Linked DNA regions of Homo sapiens: region 2 is linked to region 1. The links are chromatin contacts, found by Hi-C or POLR2A ChIA-PET in ENCODE. All regions are on one chromosome and are shown on one strand. Each heading gives the region's core, a stretch centred on a gene start or an enhancer-like site at or near the end of the contact. The rest is flanking DNA. Distances are from core to core; before and after follow the strand shown. Region 1 holds the start of PSMA3 (proteasome 20S subunit alpha 3). Region 2 holds the start of PPM1A (protein phosphatase, Mg2+/Mn2+ dependent 1A).

The links. Hi-C counts contacts between places; a loop is a spot of excess contacts on that map. ChIA-PET counts read pairs that join two places held with the same protein, here RNA polymerase II (POLR2A). Pooled maps may share reads with other maps.
Region 2: a map of naive thymus-derived CD4-positive, alpha-beta T cell shows a loop between it and region 1 (20-fold over the local background). The contact joins the promoter of PPM1A here to the promoter of PSMA3 in region 1. A Hi-C loop is called at or near these places in 1 of 168 maps with a recorded cell type or tissue (naive thymus-derived CD4-positive, alpha-beta T cell), 1 of 37 single-sample maps with no recorded cell type and 9 of 50 pooled maps. POLR2A ChIA-PET finds 5 or more read pairs at or near these places in 1 of 52 experiments (CD4-positive, alpha-beta T cell).

The regions. Positions count from the first base shown.
Region 1 is chr14:58,243,030-58,247,507 of GRCh38, reverse strand. PSMA3 (proteasome 20S subunit alpha 3) reads right to left here and starts at 2,665. Exons shown (of 11, transcript NM_002788.4): 1 at 2,567-2,665. The coding sequence starts at 2,587. RefSeq lists enhancers at 2,192-2,641, 1,756-2,653, 2,822-3,021, 3,062-3,111.
Region 2 is chr14:60,246,891-60,251,368 of GRCh38, reverse strand. It overlaps PPM1A (protein phosphatase, Mg2+/Mn2+ dependent 1A), which reads right to left and starts at 2,148. Exons shown (of 6, transcript NM_021003.5): 1 at 1,692-2,148. RefSeq lists silencers at 1,165-1,904, 2,105-2,204 and enhancers at 2,305-2,654, 2,715-2,764, 2,074-2,802, 3,345-3,594.

The DNA of each region.
Region 1 (4,478 bases), core at 1,416-3,915:
CCCAGACTACAAAACTCATTTTTGAAAAAGATTAATATGGGGCAGTAGAACCAGCACTGGAGTTCGAACATTTAAATTTGTAACGATAACTCTGCCATTAACAAACTAAAAGACTTCAAACAAATCATTCGGCATTCACCAAGCAGTTAATGAGTATCTATTATGTTACTATACGGAATACAAAGGTATACTCATTCATTAAGTCCTTCAGTTTCACATCAGACATGAATCTAGGTGCTAGAGGTACAGCAGTAAATCAGAAAAGGCACTAAGATGAAAATAAAAGAGTAAAGCAATGAACTACTACAGACTACATCATCAGGGAAGGCCTTCTGGGCAGTTATATTTAGGCTGAGTCAAACCTAAATGACAAGGAGCTAGCCATTTAAGATATGAAGGAAAAGTCTTCTTGACATTTGGCACAAAGATCTTAGGGTAGAAATAAGGCTAGCACAGTCAAGAAACAGAAATAAGGTCACTGTGTCCCAAGCACTGTAAGCAGCAGAAAGAAGAGTAAACTGTGTTAGTGAGGTAGCTGAGGGCCAGATTATGTTGTGTCTTCCAGGATGGAAAAAGGACTCTGTATTTTATTCTAAATGCAATGAGAAATTTAAGCAGGGGGAGTGGTATCATCTATATTTTTAAAAACATCATTCTGGCTTTATGCGGAAAATAAGCTGTAGAGAGAACAACAGAAGCAAAGATAAGGTGTTCCAAAGATAGCGGTAGTAGCTTAGACGAGAGAAGAGGTAGAAGGGAATATTTTTTGAGAGTAGAGTAAAATATAAAAATAATAAAAATAAACTTGCTAGGCCAGGCGTGATGGCTCATGCCTGTAATCCCAGCACTTTGGGAGGGTGAGGCGGGCTGATCACAAGGTCAAGAGATGGAGACCATCCTGGCCAACATGGTGAAACCTCATCTCTACGAAAAATACAAAAATTAGCTGGGCGTGGTGGTGCGCACCTGTAGTCCCAGCTCTTCGGGAGGCTGAGACAGGAGAATTGCTTGAACCTGGGAGGCACAGGTTGCAGTGAGCCAAGATCGTGCCACTGCACTCCAGCCTGGCAACAGAGCAAGACTCCGTCTCAAACAAAATAAAAATAAAAAAATAAACTTGCTAAAGCGTTGGTTCTGGGAGTAAAGTAAAAAAAGGAATTAAAGATGAATAACAGATTTTTTCATATGACCATTCACTGAGCTGAAGACTGTAGTAGATGCAAAATGGCAAGGTGAGGAGAAAACCCAGAGCTCTACTTTCACATGCAGTACGAAATGACTATTAAACGATCAAGTGAACAGACATGTCAAGCAGACAAACAAATATTCGTATCTGGAGTTCTTGGGAGAAATGAAGACAGAAGAAAAGCCTTCAGCAGTGGTACTTTCTGAGTCTGTTTCCTGATCTGTTAAACCCAGATCATTAACCCTACCATTGTTACTAAAATATCCCACATGGTTACATTATCAAGTATTCTTTAAAAGGTTTGTAGAATGAAATACTATTAATTCAAGGTAATATTAATATAATTGCAAAGTCAGTTTGCTACAAGATTTAATATTGAGCATTTACTTATCCAAGAAAAGTATGGCAGAACTTTAGCATTCATAACTGAATGGATTAAACCATTCCAGACATAAGTTGCCTATTATCAAATTTAGAACACCGGTACTTGAACTTAAGGCTGAGCATGAGAATCTTGTTAAGAAGTAGAAATTGAGGAACTGAGAAACTCATTATTCAATAACTCTAGTGCAAATAACCAATAAATCTTTTAGAAACTGTATTTTCTATATAGAGAAGTACATAAAAGGAGTAAACTGACTGCACATATGCAATACGTTTAACAAAGGAAAGCCAAACAAGTTAACAAGTCCCACTGCAAAATCCTCAACAGTCTATGAAAAGTCTGAAGCTGTTAAGTTCCTAAGTAACCATTTAAACGTTTACGGAATAAATGCCTACAAGCGCTGTTAGGTAATTTGTATAGGAAAAACGAGAAAGGAAAAACTGAAGGATTCATCAGATTGTTTTTCAGACCATTTTTATTAGTTCTGTTCCGACAGGATTTCCAGTGACTCTTAAACTGAGCGGTCAATGATCTGCACACTTAAAGACAGAGAAGGCCTGTGAATCAGCAGCACCCTAGGAACTGCAAACGCAGTCCACAAAAAGCACGATCTCCAGACCCCGGAATCCCAAATCTCACTGCCTCGGTGGTTCTCAAGAGAACACACTATTTCAAGCCCCACGAGTTTCCACTTTCGGTTTCCCTAAGTGGCTGAAGAAAGTGACTCAGCAATCCAAAGCGGCTCCAAACCTCACTGCGGCGACGCCAAGCCGGCTACACCTGCGCTGAAAAGCTTCAGGAGTCACGGTCACCTGAGACGCAGGCCTAGCATATAGGGGATAAAGACGACCGGTCTCCAAACAGCTGCAAATGGCCCACCCAGCCGAAGGCGGTCTCAGAGCACCCCGGGTCCGCGAACCCCATGTGGTCTGTCCGAGTTCCCTTCAACCCCAATCCTTAGGTTAAACTATTACACCGACAGACAGCGAACTCACCCCAGTGCCGATTGAGCTCATCGTGCTAAACCCAAAGGGACGCGTAGGGATTCCAGGCCCGGAGCGCTTCCCCTATACCACAGGATGCCGCAAACTAGTAACAGGCCCGCTCATTGGCTGAACTGCCAACCAATAACCTTTTTCTCTGTGGCTCGTTCCGCGGCTCCGGCCCCCAGGACGAGGAGTATTGTGGGAAAAAAGCGGGCCGCGAGAGGCTGGCGGCGCGCATGTGCAGAAGCAATGGAGGCGGGGTTGGGGAAAGCAAAGGCTCCTCCTTCGGTTCGCGTACTTTGAGCCGCTTGGCGTCGTGGTATCTGAGAAGCTGCTCTATTCCTTTCCTTGGAATTATTATTTATCTTTTATATTATTATTCTCTCCTCACTTTATTCTTTCTTTAAGCCAAAGGGAGAGATGCTGGTATACTCTCACAAAAAGTAGAAAAAGCAGTAGGCGCGAAGTAACCTGTCTTCCTCCGCGTCCCGACCCTGACCCAGAATCTTGATGGCATCCACTTCACCTCCTTGTGCTCAGGCTCTCGTGAAGTTTCACTTAAAGGGTATCGTCTTTGAATTCAGCTTAGAATTTTACGGAAGTATTAGTGCTCTTTCTATGAGTATAACGCTTTTTGGTAAGAGTTAAAGATAAGTCTGATTAAAGATATTTTTTGAGCGCTAGTATATTCCACGTGTTCAAGAAAAAGCCGTGAACAGAGCATACCCCCATTTCTAATGTAATTTCCATTCAGTGGGAATAAATAGGTAACAATAAATAAGCAAAATAGTAAGAAGAAAGAGTGCTTTAATAGACAATGGAGGTACTAACTTTAGGCAGTGTGCTCAGGGAATGACTTTCTGAGTGAGTGATATTTAAACTAAAATAGGGTAACAAAAGACAGTGGTTTAGGGAACAGTAAAAAACTTGGCTTGCGCTGGGAACTGTCACGTCAGAGTGACCTCTCATAATGATTAAGTGGGGAAGAATGACAGGAAGAGAACAAGTGCACAGGAGACCAAATCTTGAAGTGGTTTGAATTTTAATCCGATTGTAAATAGGGCATCAGCATTTTTTTTACTCCTAAATATTAATACGTCAGTGTGTATTTTCCCCCAACACAGGAACATTATTTCACAGAGACACAGTATTATTGTGAAAATCAGAAAATTACCAATACTATGATCTATCAACTTTATGCATTTTTTTTTTTTTTTTGGTAAATGGCCCAATAATGTCCTTCATAGCAAAAGAAAATCCAAGATCACACCTTGCATTCAGTTGTCATGTTTCCAATCTGCTTTAGTCTGGAAAATAGTTGCTTAGTATTTCTTCAGTTTTCATGGCATGAACACTTTTGAAGAATACAAACCATTTATTTTGTAGAATATTCCTTAATTTAGGTTTGATTTTTTTGTTATTTGATTCAAGTGATGCATTTATGGCAGGAATACTACAGAAATGACCTTGTATTCATTCATGTCAGAGCATTACATTAGAAGGGACATGATGTTAGTTGTTTTATTGCTGGTAATGTTAACTTTGATCACTTGCTGAAGATTTATCCCTGATAATGTTTCATTTTTCCCTTTGTAATTAGTATCTTGTGAGGAAATACTTTGAGAATATGTACACATCCTGTTTACGCCTCAACATTTCACTCATTAATTCTAATATCTGATGATTCTTATTTGAATTGATTATTACAATGGTTGCCAAATGGTGATTTTCTAATTCCATCATTCTTTTCACATTTATTATTGGTTTTCTACTGTGAGGTTATCAGGAGTTTTTAAAGCAAGAGAATTATATGATTTGATTTAAATCATTAAATGACCTCTTGTTTCTGTGTGAAGAATGATAGCTAAGGGAAAGAAGAGAGGCAGGGATACTAGTTGGAAAGTTATTGCACTTTTGTGAG
Region 2 (4,478 bases), core at 899-3,398, 2.0 Mb before region 1:
AATAAAAAGCAATTTGATGACTATTATTTCTCAAATATAATTGAGGTAGTTAACTTCAAACATTATCAGTCTTAATACACCTTTCCCATAATATAATTACTTCACCGATCTAAAAATGTTTTATGATATCAAATTAAAATGTCTTAGGCAACTGCCATGTGCAGGAAGTTCATTATAGTTTCAATAATGTGGTACTGCTGTAAACTTCCAGGTTAAAAGTAATCATCCTTACATGACTGAAAGTTTAATCAGATACATATAAGTTACACATAACAAGAACAAAACTATAACACTAGGAAATGTTACTTTGTGCTTCAAATTATTTATTGGTAAAGAAAGCATTAAGTCAGTAAAAGCAGCATCTAAGAATAGAGAATCTCCTTATTTTCAATTTTCTCATTTGTAAAATAAGGAGTTACAGAAATACAATCTTTGGAAAAGGCCCAATATGTAGCAAGATAAAAGTATAAAAGTAAAGTGTTTCAAAGAGAGTTGGGGACCAAGCTATGCTAAATTCCCAAGTGCTCTGGAACCCTAAGTCTCAGCAGAGTAGTGTTTCAACAAATCCCTCCACTTTTCGGAGCGCAACACATGTAAAGTGGTTGTGTTTAAAACCCCAACGTGCAAGTTTGAAAAGACTGTTTTACAAAACAATTGTTAAAATGTCTAATTTCTCTCAATAATGTCAAAATCATTTCCTTTGAGAAAATGATACCTATCTCTCATACTCTTCCAACCACTTCTTAAAACACATTCAGCTCATTATTCCAATGAGCAGGAAACTTGCGGGGAGGTGGGGCTAGCACACAGATCCCATGGCTTGGACAACTGAAGCATGACTTTTGTGGATTTGTACCATGTGGTGTTTCAGGAGAGAAGAAAAATACCTCAGGTGATGAAATTTTCAAAACGTATCTAAAACTGCAGTTGGTAGAAGGCTCTCCACAGCCAGCTGTCTTTCAAGAAAAGGCTCCAAGTTTATTTAAAATCTACAAGCAGAACAGAACCATACCTCAACCAAGCTCTAACATCAAGAAGTTTTACCCGATTTACGTAGTTAAAAGGATAAGAAATCGGAATTTACTTCAATGGATTTGTTCGATGCCTTAATAATGAATGAACTAGAGGCATCACTCACTGACTTGAGTTCTGAAGGAGTCTCTCAGCCCTGCCCCCTGTAAAACCTTAAGCAATTTCTACAGAATTAGGTTTTTCGAGGCTAAGCCCGGTTCAAAGGAAGTCTCCCCGCCTCCCTCCCAGGGGCTGAAGCCCAGGACAGCCGGGGCGGCGCGCCCGAGCGGGTGGGGGCGCGGGGACGCCCCCTCCCCGCTCGGGAAAAGTTCTGCAGGCCGCTCTCCGGCCAGGCCGGCCTGCGGCCGTCGCCTGCTTCGCCGCCACAAACACCCATCTCGGCCGCGGACGGCCAGAGGGTCGCGCCCCCTCCCCGCGCCACCGCAACTAACACCCCGCCCCCGCCTCCCCGCCACCGCCCTCGCCGAGCGTTAACCCCTCGCCGTCCGCCGCCCGGCTCGGGGGAGGAGGCCGGCCAGGGGGTGGAGTTGTCGCGTCTCCTCCCGGGAGCGCCCGGGCAGACGCCCGGCTTGTTTACAGGCCCCAGGCCTGCCCGCCGCCGCCGCCGCGCAGGCCCGCACCGCCCGCCAGCCCGCCGTCGGCCCGAGCGCCGCACTTACCCGGAGCAGCCGCAGGCGGGCAGGTCCCTGGTCGGCCGAGGCGGCGGCGGCGGCAGCCGGGGAGGGGGTCACCGCGGCGGCGACGGCGGCAGCCGGGGGAGGGGTCACCGCTGCAGCGGCGGGCCAGGTCAGGCTGGGGAAGGGGCGGAGGAGGGGAGGAGCCGGGCTGCGTCCGGGCCCCCGGCTGTCGGCGCCCTCGCGGCTCAGATCATCCGGGCGTTGGAGAGGGAGGCAGAGAGCGGGTCCCGGAGAAGGAGGAGGAAGAGCCGAGGACTCATCGCTTTCGCGCCTCAGCTGTCTAGAGTCCCCCCACCCCCCCCTCCCCAACCACCCGTTCCGGAGCAACAGCCGCCTGAGGACCCGAAGCTGCGGGCCGGACGAGCGCCGAGACCACTGCTCTCTAGCTCCCGCGCGCGCTCCCGTCCCTAGCGCCGCCACCGCCGCCGCCGCCGCCTCTAGCGCGGCCCCGCGCAGGCGCGCTCACGACCGCGTCGCCCCTCCCCCACCCCTCCGCTCGCCCCGCCCCGCTGGCTCCGCCGCCGCTACAGCTGCGGCGCGGCGCGCAGCTACAGAGACCCGGATGTCGTTGGGCAGGAACTGCGGTGAGGGCTGGCGGGCGGGGGAGGGGCCGCCACAGATGACGTCACTGCCTTACCCAGCTTCTTTCTCTGCCGCTGCTGCTGCCGCCGCCTTTGCCTTACGGCCTGGAGCACCAGGCCGAAGCCGAAGGGAGCGTCCGGATCCCGGATAGCAGCCAGGACCCGGGCCTTCACGTTCCGGCGCCAGGGACTGGACAGAATGTGCGGCTATTAGGTGCCCAGTAGATCGACAGCCCCTCCGTGCCGGCCCTTGGCCAAGTAGGGACTCGGAAGCTACCCCTACGGCGTCCGCGCCCGGAGCCCTGGCTCTTCTACCTGCCTGCAGATACAAACCCCACTCCCTGCGAAGATGGTGTACACGCAGCCCCGAGCACAGACCCGAAGCTGTCCACCCTTCTTGGGCGCCGTCGCGGTCTGGCCGCTGCCCTTCGAACCCATGGTGGGTCCCAGGCAGCTGCCAGACCCCCCTACCCCAGAGTCCCACTCCTCCAGAGCCTTCCTCTCCCAGTGACCCCAGGAAGCCCAAGCAGGTGCCACGGCCACACACCTCGCGACCCAAAGGGCAGAGACACAAGCACGCTACCACCGCCCACCAATGTGCGAGTGCAACTGATTCACGCACGGGGCACATGCTCTGAGTTTCTGGCAGGTTTTCCCTCTATAGTTCAGGGGATTCCACATTGTATTTATTTGCACATGTTAGATAATCACGTGGTTCTGTCCCAGGGGACCTCCAACGACCTCCAATGAGGTAGGTTAAGGGAACAGGATTTTTCAAAATCAGGAGAATAATCAGAAACATAACAGCTGCTTCTATTAAGAGGTAGAGATGAGCTAAAGTTAATAGAAACTGCACGTGCCAGCGGCCAAAATCCAGTTTAGCTAGCTGGAAAACCCGACCCACGCTGCTTGCAGACGCCGGGGATAGAATGACAAACCCTAGGCAGCCAATGAATCGCAGCCTAGGAGCAGTACATCACCAGCACGGGTTCCCATTGGCTGGGGTGCCCTTCCCTCTCTTGTCAGCGGCTTAACCAGTTCACGAATTTGACCTACACCACATTCGCAGGAAAAGAAGTTAGAAGAAAAGTCCGTATTTTTAAAAGATGTTCTGATGCACACACAAACCAAAGACTTCATTGTAGAAGGCAGGTTCTTTTACTGGCCAAATTGAGTTCTGGCCAGTAAAAAAGGTAAATTTATGTTGAAGGCCTCTCTATTTTACTTGAGGAGCTCACTATAGCAATTTGCACCCTACTACTTTCTATCTCCTAAACCATTTTGTTGCCCCAACTCTTAGATCAAAAGCAACCTATTTATTCTTTCTGGCATTCAGCAAATATTTAGCTGCTGCTTTTAAAGTTGTAAAAAGCCATCTCTAATTTTCTCAACATGACTTTGGGGAAGGTTCTGTTTCCTTCACTTTTTTTTTTTTTTTTTTTTTTTTTTTTGAGACAGAGTCTCGCTCTTTCATCCAGGCTAGTACAGTGGCACAATCTCGGCTCACTGCAAGCTCCGCCTCCCGGGTTCATGCCATTCTCCTGCCTCAGCCTCCCGAGTAGCTGGGACTACAGGCGCCTGCCACCACGCCTGGCTAATTTTTTTGTATTTTTAGTTCAGACAGGGTTTCACCGTGTTGGCCAGGATGGTCTCGGTTTCCTGACCTCGTGATCCACCCTCCTCGGCCTCCCAAAGTGCTGGGATTACAGTCGTGAGCCACTGTTCCCGGCCAGAATTCCTTAGAAGATGATCGTGGATCATTTCCACATATACAAAATAAAAATAAAATTCACTATGCATTTGGTCTCAGTATCATCTGAGGATACATTTCCTAATTCTCCACATATCTCCCCGACCCCCCAAAAAAAGAAATTAGATCAGAGATCTTTGAAACGCTACCTTCTTGGAATCCTTAATACTCCAGGCAAGTAACAGCATGAGTAGCATGCTGGTGGACTCATTAACATTCTGAACTACAAAAGCTCATATGGCAACCATTTAGAGTGCTCTTAAAAGACAAATTTTCTTATTTATAAGCAGAAGCTGGGTCACTAGTGACGGTAGTGGACCATAGAAAACTTGAAATGCCTGCCTATCTTTCTGCTTCCTTCCTTTAGGCTTCCACACCTTTCTTCTCTCTGTTCTGCACTTGGAGAATCTGGGTCAATTGTAGAAGAAGAGGGAGAGA